Linked DNA regions of Mus musculus: region 2 is linked to region 1. Evidence: chromatin loops called from intact Hi-C (ENCODE). Cell type or tissue: gastrocnemius. All regions are shown on one strand. Links, peaks and the distances in the headings refer to the core of each region. The heading gives the core; the rest is flanking DNA.

What was found. Hi-C counts contacts between places; a loop is a spot of excess contacts. Peaks named below come from ENCODE experiments on the same cell type or tissue, not always from the same donor. Only the 100,000 strongest peaks of a DNase experiment are listed, where the experiment ranks them.
Region 2: it touches region 1 in a loop (4-fold over the local background); 15 of 42 quality-filtered maps call a loop at or near these places.

Annotation. Positions count from the first base shown.
Region 1 is chr13:31,205,147-31,210,519 of GRCm38, forward strand. No RefSeq gene overlaps it. Among named protein-coding and RNA genes, the nearest start is that of 4930401O12Rik, 33 kb to the right of the region's middle. In gastrocnemius, for the core only: a CTCF peak has its summit at 2,712 (motif pointing right); a DNase peak (open chromatin) is centred at 2,746.
Region 2 is chr13:31,621,499-31,626,871 of GRCm38, forward strand. Foxf2 (forkhead box F2) reads left to right here and starts at 4,318. Exons shown (of 2, transcript NM_010225.2): 1 at 4,318-5,373. The coding sequence starts at 4,582. In gastrocnemius, for the core only: no CTCF peak of the experiment used is centred there; DNase peaks (open chromatin) are centred at 2,858, 3,678, 4,077, 4,314 and 3 more places; H3K4me3 peaks cover 1,711 bases.

The DNA of each region.
Region 1 (5,373 bases), core at 199-5,198:
TATCTGTGTCTCCTCATGGAAGGGATGATATTGATAGTACATGGGATAACTTAGATACGTCTGTCCACTTCACAAGAGCTTTTCTGTTTAGATCCGCTTGCCCACAAACACCCAAATGCTCACTGTGCACTGCAAGAGAGGATGAGAAAGGAAATTGGGGTTTTGCTAAGCAACAGGATAATGGATAATAGGTGATTCACAGTTGCTTCCAGGCCAATTAATTGTTTCTCAATAAGAAAGCTGAAATGCAGAGTTGATTCTGAGAAATTCAGGATTCTAATAATGAATACAGTGCCGCTGTGGTAGAACGGACAAATCTCACCACCAAGACAGACGGAGAAAGGATTCTCTCCGTCATAAGCTCCTGCACTTTAAAACCCATCTCTTTCATTTTTATGTATTTGCTGGCTTTTGACACAGCTCTTGCTATGTAGTCTGACTGCACTTGAACTTCCTGACTCTCCCTGCCCAGCTGCCTAAATGCTGGTATCACAAGAGTGTGTGGCCGTGCCTGACTGTTTTTACTTCTAAGTCACTGTTATTACAACATTACATTAACTATATTTAATCTAATCTACATCGAATATATCTGAGCTACATTCTATATTCAAGAACATCTCAATGACATGAACTATATTTGATGAGTTATCTATTATGGTTAGAATCAGCTCCTATTTATCCAGAATCAAAATGATCAAAAATCATGGCACTATTTTTATTTCTAGTCATATACCTATCTGTTATATGCTTATTGCTTTTCAATAAGAGCTCCACACATGCACCACAAGTCACGTCTGTGTCACTCTTTATTTATTTATTTACTTACTTAATTATTTATATCTCATTGGTTGCTGTATAGTTACCACACAGCTTGGGTAAATCAGAGCACTTCTTCAGAACAAGTTGCCTGGCATCTTATTGCTATGCTTGCCTTTTGTGGACTATCTTAAAAATGAGACCAGCACTGACTTCTGTTATTGAAAGCACCACAGTCCCTCCTCTTTTGGGTTCATTTGGAAGTATACAGAAAAGAATTCATAAGGAGATAATAGTTTTTCCTCTCATGAATTAGTAAAGAAAGGCTTCTTGTATCAGGAAGGGAAACAGAATTCTTACCCTTCAGGATTACTTCACAAAAGCTGGCAAATCAAAACTCCCTGGGCAATGCTGGGAATTGCACTGCAAGGTAAACAAAGATCTAACACATACCCCCTGCTGCTGGAAATGAATTCTTTCAGAAGGAAACAGACTATGCCCGTCACAATGACATCAGCTTATTGTAACCTTCCCTCGGTGTAGACAAAATAACCCATAGGCCTCTCAGATCTGCCCGTGAGTCACCTTTTCTGTACCCAGTGACTTCCTTCAGGACATCACACAGCGCTGCCTTTGAATGGTGCCTTTCAAATAGATTGTCCCCTAACTTTAGGTTCATGGGAGTGTCTCCCTGATGGGCAGCGACTGGTGGGTAGGGAACACCTGCAGTTCCCTGTGCTACCCTAGGGGTGGGGTCCAGGCCTCTGGTCTATACAAACATATGATTGTATCTATGATCTTTCTGGATATTCTTACAGTTCTTTGAAAATCTCATGTATTTCTCCTACTGATTCTACTTTTTACATATTCTTGTGGAGTCTTCAAATGGGGTTCTTATGGCATGGAGAGCATCAGCGTGTTTGTTGGATCTATCCTTCATGAGCTGCTTGCCAGGCAGACAGGACCTTGAAGCAAGGAGTTCTCTGTGGCACAAAAGACTTTGCTGTTAGACCCAGAGTTAGGCAAGTAAGCTTGCTCCCTGGATTAGAAAATGCAGAACATTTAGCTTGCTCTGTGCGCAGCACTCATTACAAGAAACTCCCCAACTGGAGTTTTTGAAACTAGAAATTAGCATCACTAAGATGACACAAATGGAAAATTCCATACTTTACCTCAAGTGATAGATGACTGTCAGACACGGGCACATTGGAAATGTTATATAAATTACCTCGGGCTGTGACACATGAATGAATTTCATATTGAAAGATGGGTCCCAACTCTGATATCTAACAACACAAGCCCTAACTCTAAGAGTGCAGGGTGGTCCTATATGATGAGTCCCTGAGGCAACCTGCATATGATTGGTACTTGATGCTGTTTGTTAAGTGAATGCATGACAAAATAAGTACATCTTTATTAAACTCAGTATAAGGGACTCACAGTCAGACAGGGTAGACTATTAGCTGCTCTGTAGTTCTGAGTTTAGAAGAAGGAAGTTTGGATCTAGACTGGTTCAGCTACTTGTTTCTATTCCATGAGATGTTAAGGTGAGACACACTATTTTCTCTAGCTTGTTCACTGACCAACAATGCCCATTACTCCCTAGTGAATACACCAGTATACACTGTGCTGTGCAAAAGGACTGAACTTAGTGCTAGTTCTACTAGCACTAAGAGGTGGGGAAATTCCACTCAAAGATGCAGCCGCCTTCCTTCTCAGGAACGGTTCTTTCCATCCACCCGTGCCCAGTCTGGGCAAGAAATACCTGCTGGGCAGTGTTCCATGCATAGATATTCTTCACTCTCAGCCCTTTGGGAAAAGAAGCCCCATTTCTTTTTCTTTTTCTTTTTTTTTTTTGAAGCCCCATTTCTAAGGCAGCTTTCTGGGCTCCAGGGAGGCCGGCGGCTTCTGGTTTCTTGAGTGGATTTGAGAGCACAGCATCTGGCAGGCCACAAGAGGACAGCAGTGTCTTGAGCTCTGGCTGCTGCTCCCTCCTCTGGCTTCTCTCCAGGAACAGAGAGAGACCTGGGTGACTTAAGACTTGGTTTCATCACTTTACTCCAGCCTAGGAATGGGGAGAGATTTTTACTGATGAACGAGTTGGAAAAAAACCAGGCGGTTTCTGCATGCCAAGTTGTTATTTTCCCTTTCTTCCAGACTGCTCTGACGTAGTTATCTCTGATATCACAGAGCCTCACTGGGGACCTAAAGGGAAGAAGCAGGCTCTACTATCTCAGAGCCTGTCTTGCTGGAAATGGGGTGATTTTTAAGACTCTTACTTTTAATGTGTTTCAGACTGCAGAGTTGTCACCTCCATGTTATAAGCTACCCCAACCTCTTTAATTCACTAAGCTCATGAAACTTTGGTTTACCCCCTCCCCTTAGATATTTTATTTGTAAAACATTTCCTGAACGCCTGATTGGAATGTGTATCATAACCGGGGAACAGAAATATAAACAAGTATCCTCTGGGTTGAAACATAGGTGAGAAGGAAACATGTGAACCAATAAATAATAATTCAATTTTTTAGCATCTAATTTCATGTCACTCAGACAGGCAAGGACTAAGCTGGGGCTTCAAAGTAGAACCCAAGTGCGGGCCACTCTAGGACTCACTACAAGTTTTCCTTATGGAAAAAAAAAGTTGTAATAGGCTCTCACTTCATAGACCTGTTCTTCAGTAAGTATATTCAATAGCTCATGGAATGTTTGCATGAGTTGGGAACTGCGTAAACTCCTTTCTATGCGTGGGACCCTTCTGTCCACTCTGATTCAAATATTTACTCTAATTAGGAAAGATTAAATCTATTTTTTATTTTTATTTTTTTAGCTGATGAATGTACTGGAAAAACCCCAGGACAGTTTCTACATGTTTTCTTATTCTCCCAGCTTCTGTTATCGCTGTGTTCTCTGTTACTGCAGAGCTTTACTGAGAGTAGTGGCCTGGTTCCTGTTCCCCACCGAGGCTCCTCCTAGGACCAGAGGGACCATCTAGCTTCCTAAGTAAGAGCACATAGATACTTGGGAAACAGATACAGTTTGAGAAAACAAACTAAGTCACCTGAAACCTCACAACTAGGCTGTAGATCCCAAAGCCAGAATATTGGTCCTGATGCTCAATGCCATGACTTTCCCCCACCATCAGACTCTTGTATGGCTTCCTGCATTTCCATCTGGACAATCTTGGACCCACGGGTCCACTTCGTCTGTGCTTTTCCTAGGCCAGACTCTGGAAACTTTCAACAGTGAAACCTTAGGAAGCCACACAATCAGGAAGCCACATAGTAGCTTCAGGGATATGGGAGGATGGGAGCATTGTCAGCCTCTGGATCTACAGCTCTGAATGAATCAAAGCCCTTTCACCAGCTTATCAATGGCCGTGGCTCCTTTGGCTCCACAACAGCTCTTATCACACAGGCTACTCTAAACAAAGCCAGAGTCTGCATTGCTGGTTGCAATAGTATTGTGCCTAGTCATAGACCTGTCCAGTAGAATTCATTATAAGTAAAAGCATAAGTGTTCACTGAAGAGTAAAGCTGCTGACTGCCACTGCCTTCCTTACCACTATGTAGTGAACAATCCTGGTGCCCACCAGAGCTGGAGCTTTATAAACATAGATGCCCTTCATAGAGCCTTAATGCCCTTGATTGCATGGACCCACAGAAATGGGCCTCATTCCTTGACCCAAAGCAGCAGCTTTAGCATTCCTTTTCCTCCTCCTTCCCCCTTTTCCTTTTCCCTTTCTGCTCTCCCTCTACCATTTCTTTTTATTCCCTTCCTCTCTACTTCTCTTCCTTTAGCCCTTCATCTCTTCCTTGTGATTCCAAGGAAGACTGATCAAACACCAGTCTTGCACAGGCTAGCTAAGATAAGGGGTCTGCCATTGACTTGTCCTCAGCCTTTCTTTTGTTCTTTATTCTTTAACTTCCACTGTCTGGACAATAAACCACAGATAGAGGCCACAGATACTATTTTATGGCTATCTTGTCTTGAAGCCATTGTTTTTCATGTGTACTTTTGAAAGAACAAAGTTCTAAGTACAAATTAAAAATACATGCACAATGACAGGTGGGTGAGTAGAATCTGGCATTTAAAATTCCAAGGCAGAATGTCTACCTGAGCCCTGAATGATGTCACGTGCCAGCCCATGGGGGTGGGGGCAGACTGGACTTCTTCTCCTCCGCACATTCCACTTGGGCAATACACCTGACTCTACTGCTTTGGGACCCATCTGTTACGCCATTAGACATTGGGAAGGGGACTCAATAGATGTCAAGGCTCTCTTACTTCTGTGTAATTCCTTTGTGTTGATAGACAAGCTAATTCTTTGGTGCAAAAGTTCTAGAAGGGGCTCAAATGGTTCGGGTTGCTGTTGTGTGTGCACTAGTGCCTCCAAATTGAGTGACCTTGCAGGAACTACATCTGTGGGTTCCCTCAAGAAGACACACTAGCCTGGATTGGATATAGAAGACCTTGCCAGTTGACTGGCTTACCCTGAGTTTTCTTGGTAACATGTATCCCTGGAAGGTTCCTTATTTGAAATTTCCACATTCCTGGCTCTCCTGAGGTCATAGTTGTGACAATTATTTTGGGGCTTTAAAGGCATAGGTAACTTGT
Region 2 (5,373 bases), core at 223-5,222, 420 kb after region 1:
ATGGATGAATGCAAATAAAATCTGGCTCTTGCCTCTCTCACTAGGCATATATAGAAGTATAGAAGGAGTATAGAAGTTCTTGGCCAAGGAAAGAGAGCAGACTGTAAAACGAGGTTTAAAATTATTAGCTATGCCTTCCAGATTAAGTTCCTCTCTCCAATCCCTGCTGGTGGAGCAATCACCTACGGCCACAAAGCTCAACGTTGCCACTGACCAATTCTGAAAGGTCTGGCCTGTGGTAGCAGCAGGCAAAGACTACCCAAGGAAACCCAAACCCTGTGCCACAAGCAATTATTGAAAGGCATCGTGGGCGCTCAAAAACCTAAGCACGGATCTAAACACGTGGTTAAAATGATGAGTTCTTCCGACCCAGGCTCAGGCTAAAGGAAGAGAAAGGTACAGAGCATGCCAGCTCACCCAAGACCCGTCCTGAATACCCTTAAATACGCCTAGTGTAGATGGGTCTCTGCCATCCTTACTGGTTTAGTCTAAGCCAGTTCATGTAAAACCCACGAAACAAAGGAAGCATGCTAAGAAAAGATTTAAACCACAACAATGGAGCGATTTCCTAGAATAAAGTATGGACTGCAGAACAAAATCAGAGCAATCCAATTTTTGCTAGTTTACATTCCCTTGCTAAGGGGTAAGGGTGGTACTCTATGGGTTTGGAGGAGGAAGGGTGCCCACAGCCCAGATGGAAACAGTTGACCAACCCAATATCGATGGGATGAGAACAGTTCTGAGCTGTGTGGCTTTTCTCTTCTTTTTCTTTTTTCTTTTTTCTTTTTCCTTCTTTACTTTTTCTTTGTCTTTTTTTGTTATTGTTAAACAAGCCCGTAAGCTGATCTAGAATCATTTAATGAACCATACCTGTACTTCTTCATTTAAAAAAAAATCAAGGTTTTTTGTTGTTGTTGTTGTTTATAGGGACTAAAATCAGTAGGAGAGGGCTCACACCAGAAGAAGGGACCTCCTAGAGAGTGGGACCAATCTAAACAAATCAGCAAGGAGACTTCCATTTTAACCATGGCTGGGAGGGGGCTGGGACTCAGGTAGAGAGCCTCCCTTGTTTGTCTCAATCTGCATCGCAACACAAGTAAACAAATAAGCAAAAGCCTGCCCACCAGAAACGGATACTCTTGCCGGGAGTAAGAATTTGACCTAATTCTCAATCAGCTGTGTTCTTTCCAGACAGATTTGGACACATCTATGACTAAAACACAAAGGTTGAGCTGCAATAAAAAGAAAAGAACATTGAATTTGGAGTCCTAGCCCCACTCCCATTCCTAAGCCAGCTAGATCACTTGCCCCTGGGCAGCCTCAAAGAACCATTGAACATGGGATCCCCAAGAACAAGAACAAGTTTTGGAGATCTCTTCCTGCCCAAGAGCTCACCACGAAGCTCCCTGTCTTTCTGGAGTTGGGGCAGGTGTGGGGGTTGGGGGTGGAGGTGGTGGGGACCGGTATACTAGAACAAAGGCTTCAAGTTTGCATACTTTGCCTTGTCTACTGCAGACTACAAGAGTCATTTCTTACAAATTCAGAGAATCTTAGTAACATGTGATCAATACCTGGATGATAAAAGGACTCGTTTAAAACCTTTTATAACAGAGATTAAAAATACGTAGAAATTAAAAAAAAAAGAAAAACCTTGTAAAAATCTCAGGTACCCCTTAGAAAAGAACTCAGTGGCTCCCAAACTGAGAGCTAATGATGTGGAAGGTTATCAAACCTTGCCTTGGTTGTAAAAGGCTTAGTGCCTTCATTCTCTTCAGACCTAAAACTTTTAAGGCCAGTATTTAAAAGCAAGTACCATGCGGGAGTGAGAGTCGTAGAGTCCCCGGGTGCAGGAAACAGAACAGGTGGAGAGCTGGCTGACCACAATACTGACTTCATACAAGTTTCTCAAACGTGTAGCCTGCCTACAAAACAGCATGCCTCCCCTCCTCCCCACTCTTCTTCCAGAACCAATGTTTTCCCCACTTCCATACACACTCACTTGAAAACACTTTTACCAACACCGAAGTCTGCCCACAAAGCTCCTTTGGGCCATTTCCTATCCTCACCCAAGTTCCACCTCATCTAAGCAATTCTTTTCAGACACGTAGAACTTTGGTTTATTGAGCACATATTTGCTTCCATATTAAGTCTCATAAAAAAAAATTAGACCAGGCAAGATGACAAAGGGAAGGCGGGGATCAGCATGAAATAAATGGGGACTTGTCCCCCAAATGTTCACTAGTCAGTCAAAAAGAAATTCTTAGAAAGTCGAAACATCAACCCCCCCCCCCCCAACCCAAGCAAAACATCCCTTCCGGAAAAGAGCGACTTGTTTCTTTCTTTTTTTTTTTCTTTTTTCTTTTCCTCTCTTGAAAATGAGAGGTCCACTCAGTTCTGCTCAGCGGTGTTTTCTTAGCTGACTCTGGGCTACAATCGGGCCATTTTCGGACACATTCCCATGTAGGTACCAGGGGTGCTCTGGAGGAAGCTGTCGACGCCTGTTCAGCTAATTTAGGTTTTCTTTGTCTAATTACTGTGGAGCTTAGGGAAAAGGAGCCGGGCTCAGGGCAGTAAACTGACACTCGGGCTCTGTGTGTGGTATCCAGGCAGGGTTTGATGGAAAAAGCCTGCTTCCACTCAACTCCAGGTCACTGTCTGGGGCCAGCCCCCTCCCCCCCCCCCTGCACCCGCCCTTTCCTCTGTTCCTCAGACCCACCAACAGTCTCCATCAGGGGCAGTCCCCATGCACTAGGGCACAGAGCTGGTGCAGGCTCCCCCACCCCCAGGAGGCCAGACCCCACTTGCTCAACCAGGCTCTTTGTAGCATCTTTACTGGGCCCTGCACTCTCCTCTCTGCCTTGTCTCCCATCTTCCCAGGCTTTCTGCGTACACAACACAAACCCAGTCCTCTCAGGGCTGGCGCAGTGCTGTGCCTACCATTTGCTACTCTGATGGGCATCTCCTTCCCTCTGGGCCAGGCCACCAGCCCTGGTGTGGTCAGGCCTCCTTCAGCTTGCAACTCGCTTTGCAGCCCCTGTCCGGGGTCAGACTACATTTCCCCGCACGTGTAATCCAATAACTAACTGTCGGGTCTCATTGGAATGATTTCTCCCGAGGGCCATCTCTCTCTGAGCCGACTCTTACTTAGAGGAATAAGCCACAACTGGAGGAGTGTTCTCGAATGGAGGGAGCTGGGCCACGGAACATAGGGAGTGGGGGGGGGGTGCACCGGAAGACAGACGCTGTAAACCCACTGGCAGCTGTGCAGACCTTCCTTGTTGATAATAAATACAACTATCTCCTTACTCAGGGTCTCTCTTGCTCTCTCTCAGCATGAAGTGGAAATGACAAGTCAGTGGAAAATGGAAGCAAATAAAAAACCGAATCCATTCGACTCAAAAGAGTGTCTAAGAGGTGGCCCCAGGTTTCTCCACCCAAACCCCTTGCTCAGCTGACAATCTGTTCATAACTGCCCCGGGCACAGCTCAAGGGCGTCCAGTGTTTGCCCTCTGCTGTGACCTCTCAGAAGCCTGCATGTCCAGCCAGAGAGAGAGAGAGAGAGAGAGAGAGAGAGAGAGAGAGAGAGAGAGAGACCCGGAGTTGGCACGTTACCTTGGGACGTCTGGCACCCTGGCGTGTGGCTGAGGGCAGCACTGCCTAAATGAAGTTGACAGATGGTGTCAGTTCGGGCACTGGGGACCGTGGCTAAGGAAGCTCTTCCAGGGCACAGTCTCCCCAAGACTCAGCCCCCACAGGGTCCGGCGGGGGTGGAGGAGGGGCAGGGTGTGTCCGGGCACGGATCGCTAGGTTGGGGGCACTTCTGGGATAGGATACGGGCTGCTGGAAGGAACAGAGAATGAATTGCTGAAGTTAGGAGTAATCGAGTCTGGCCAAGGTTGGGAGTTCTCCCTGCTGAATGCGGGTGTATCTGCGGCTTTGAAGAGGACAGACTGGGAAAGGGAAAGAGCCCCGAGAGGAATTAGTAGTGCCAGCAGGACCCCGGAGAGTCCGGGAGGCGATAAGAGCAGGAGCCCGCCGCCAGGTCCAGAGGGGGAGGAGTGACGCGAGCCCTGTGCGCCCTCCCCGTGGCGGGCGGCGCGGAGCAAGGAGGGGGCAGGGCGGGGTGGGGTGGAGGGAGGGAGCGAGGGAGGGAGGGAGCGAAGCTGCCGCGGGGAGGGCGCGCCAGGGAGGAAGTCCAAGAGACAGAGAGAAGAGCACTCCTGAAAGAAGACGACGGGCTAGTCCCCGGGGTCCGGGCTGAGGTCTTGGCTCGAGGGCGCAGCTGTCCAGCTCTGGGCAGCGTCGCCTCAGTGGCTTAGGAGACGGTTGCGCAAGGAGCCGGCCGGAGGCTCGGAAGAGGGATGCGCGGGGCGTTGCCTCCGACCCGCCGCCGCCGCCGCCGCCCGAAGCCCCAGAGGAGCTGAGGGAGGCGACGCCGAAGCGCTGGCCCGCAGTGGCCCGGGCTGCAGCGCGGCCGGCGCAGTAGGGCACTCGCCCGATTTGTGGACCGACCCGGCTCCGGCGCCGCCGATCCCGGTCCGGGGTCCGCCCCCCAGGCCCGGCCTCGTTCCCGATTCCCAGATGAGCACCGAGGGCGGGCCTCCGCCACCCCCGCCGCGCCCGCCGCCTGCCCCACTCCGCCGCGCGTGCAGCCCGGCGCCCGGCGCGCTCCAGGCCGCCTTGATGAGCCCGCCACCCGCCGCCACCCTGGAGTCCACTTCGTCGTCGTCATCATCATCCTCTGCCTCCTGTGCCTCGTCCTCTTCTAACTCCGTCAGCGCCTCGGCCGGTGCTTGCAAGAGTGCGGCTAGCAGCGGCGGCGCGGGCGCCGGGAGTGGAGGCACCAAGAAGGCAACCTCGGGGCTGCGGCGGCCGGAGAAGCCTCCTTACTCGTACATCGCGCTCATCGTCATGGCCATCCAGAGCTCGCCCAGCAAGCGCCTGACGCTCAGTGAGATCTACCAGTTCCTACAGGCGCGCTTCCCCTTTTTCCGTGGCGCCTACCAGGGCTGGAAGAACTCCGTGCGCCACAACCTCTCGCTCAACGAGTGCTTCATCAAGCTGCCCAAGGGCCTCGGGAGACCTGGTAAGGGCCACTACTGGACCATCGACCCGGCCAGCGAATTCATGTTTGAGGAGGGTTCGTTCCGCCGCCGGCCGCGCGGCTTCAGGCGGAAGTGCCAGGCTCTCAAACCCATGTACCATCGCGTGGTGAGCGGCTTGGGCTTCGGGGCCTCGCTGCTGCCCCAGGGCTTCGACTTCCAAGCGCCCCCGTCGGCGCCTCTGGGTTGCCACGGTCAAGGCGGTTATGGTGGCCTCGACATGATGCCCGCGGGCTATGATACAGGGGCGGGTGCTCCGGGCCACGCGCAT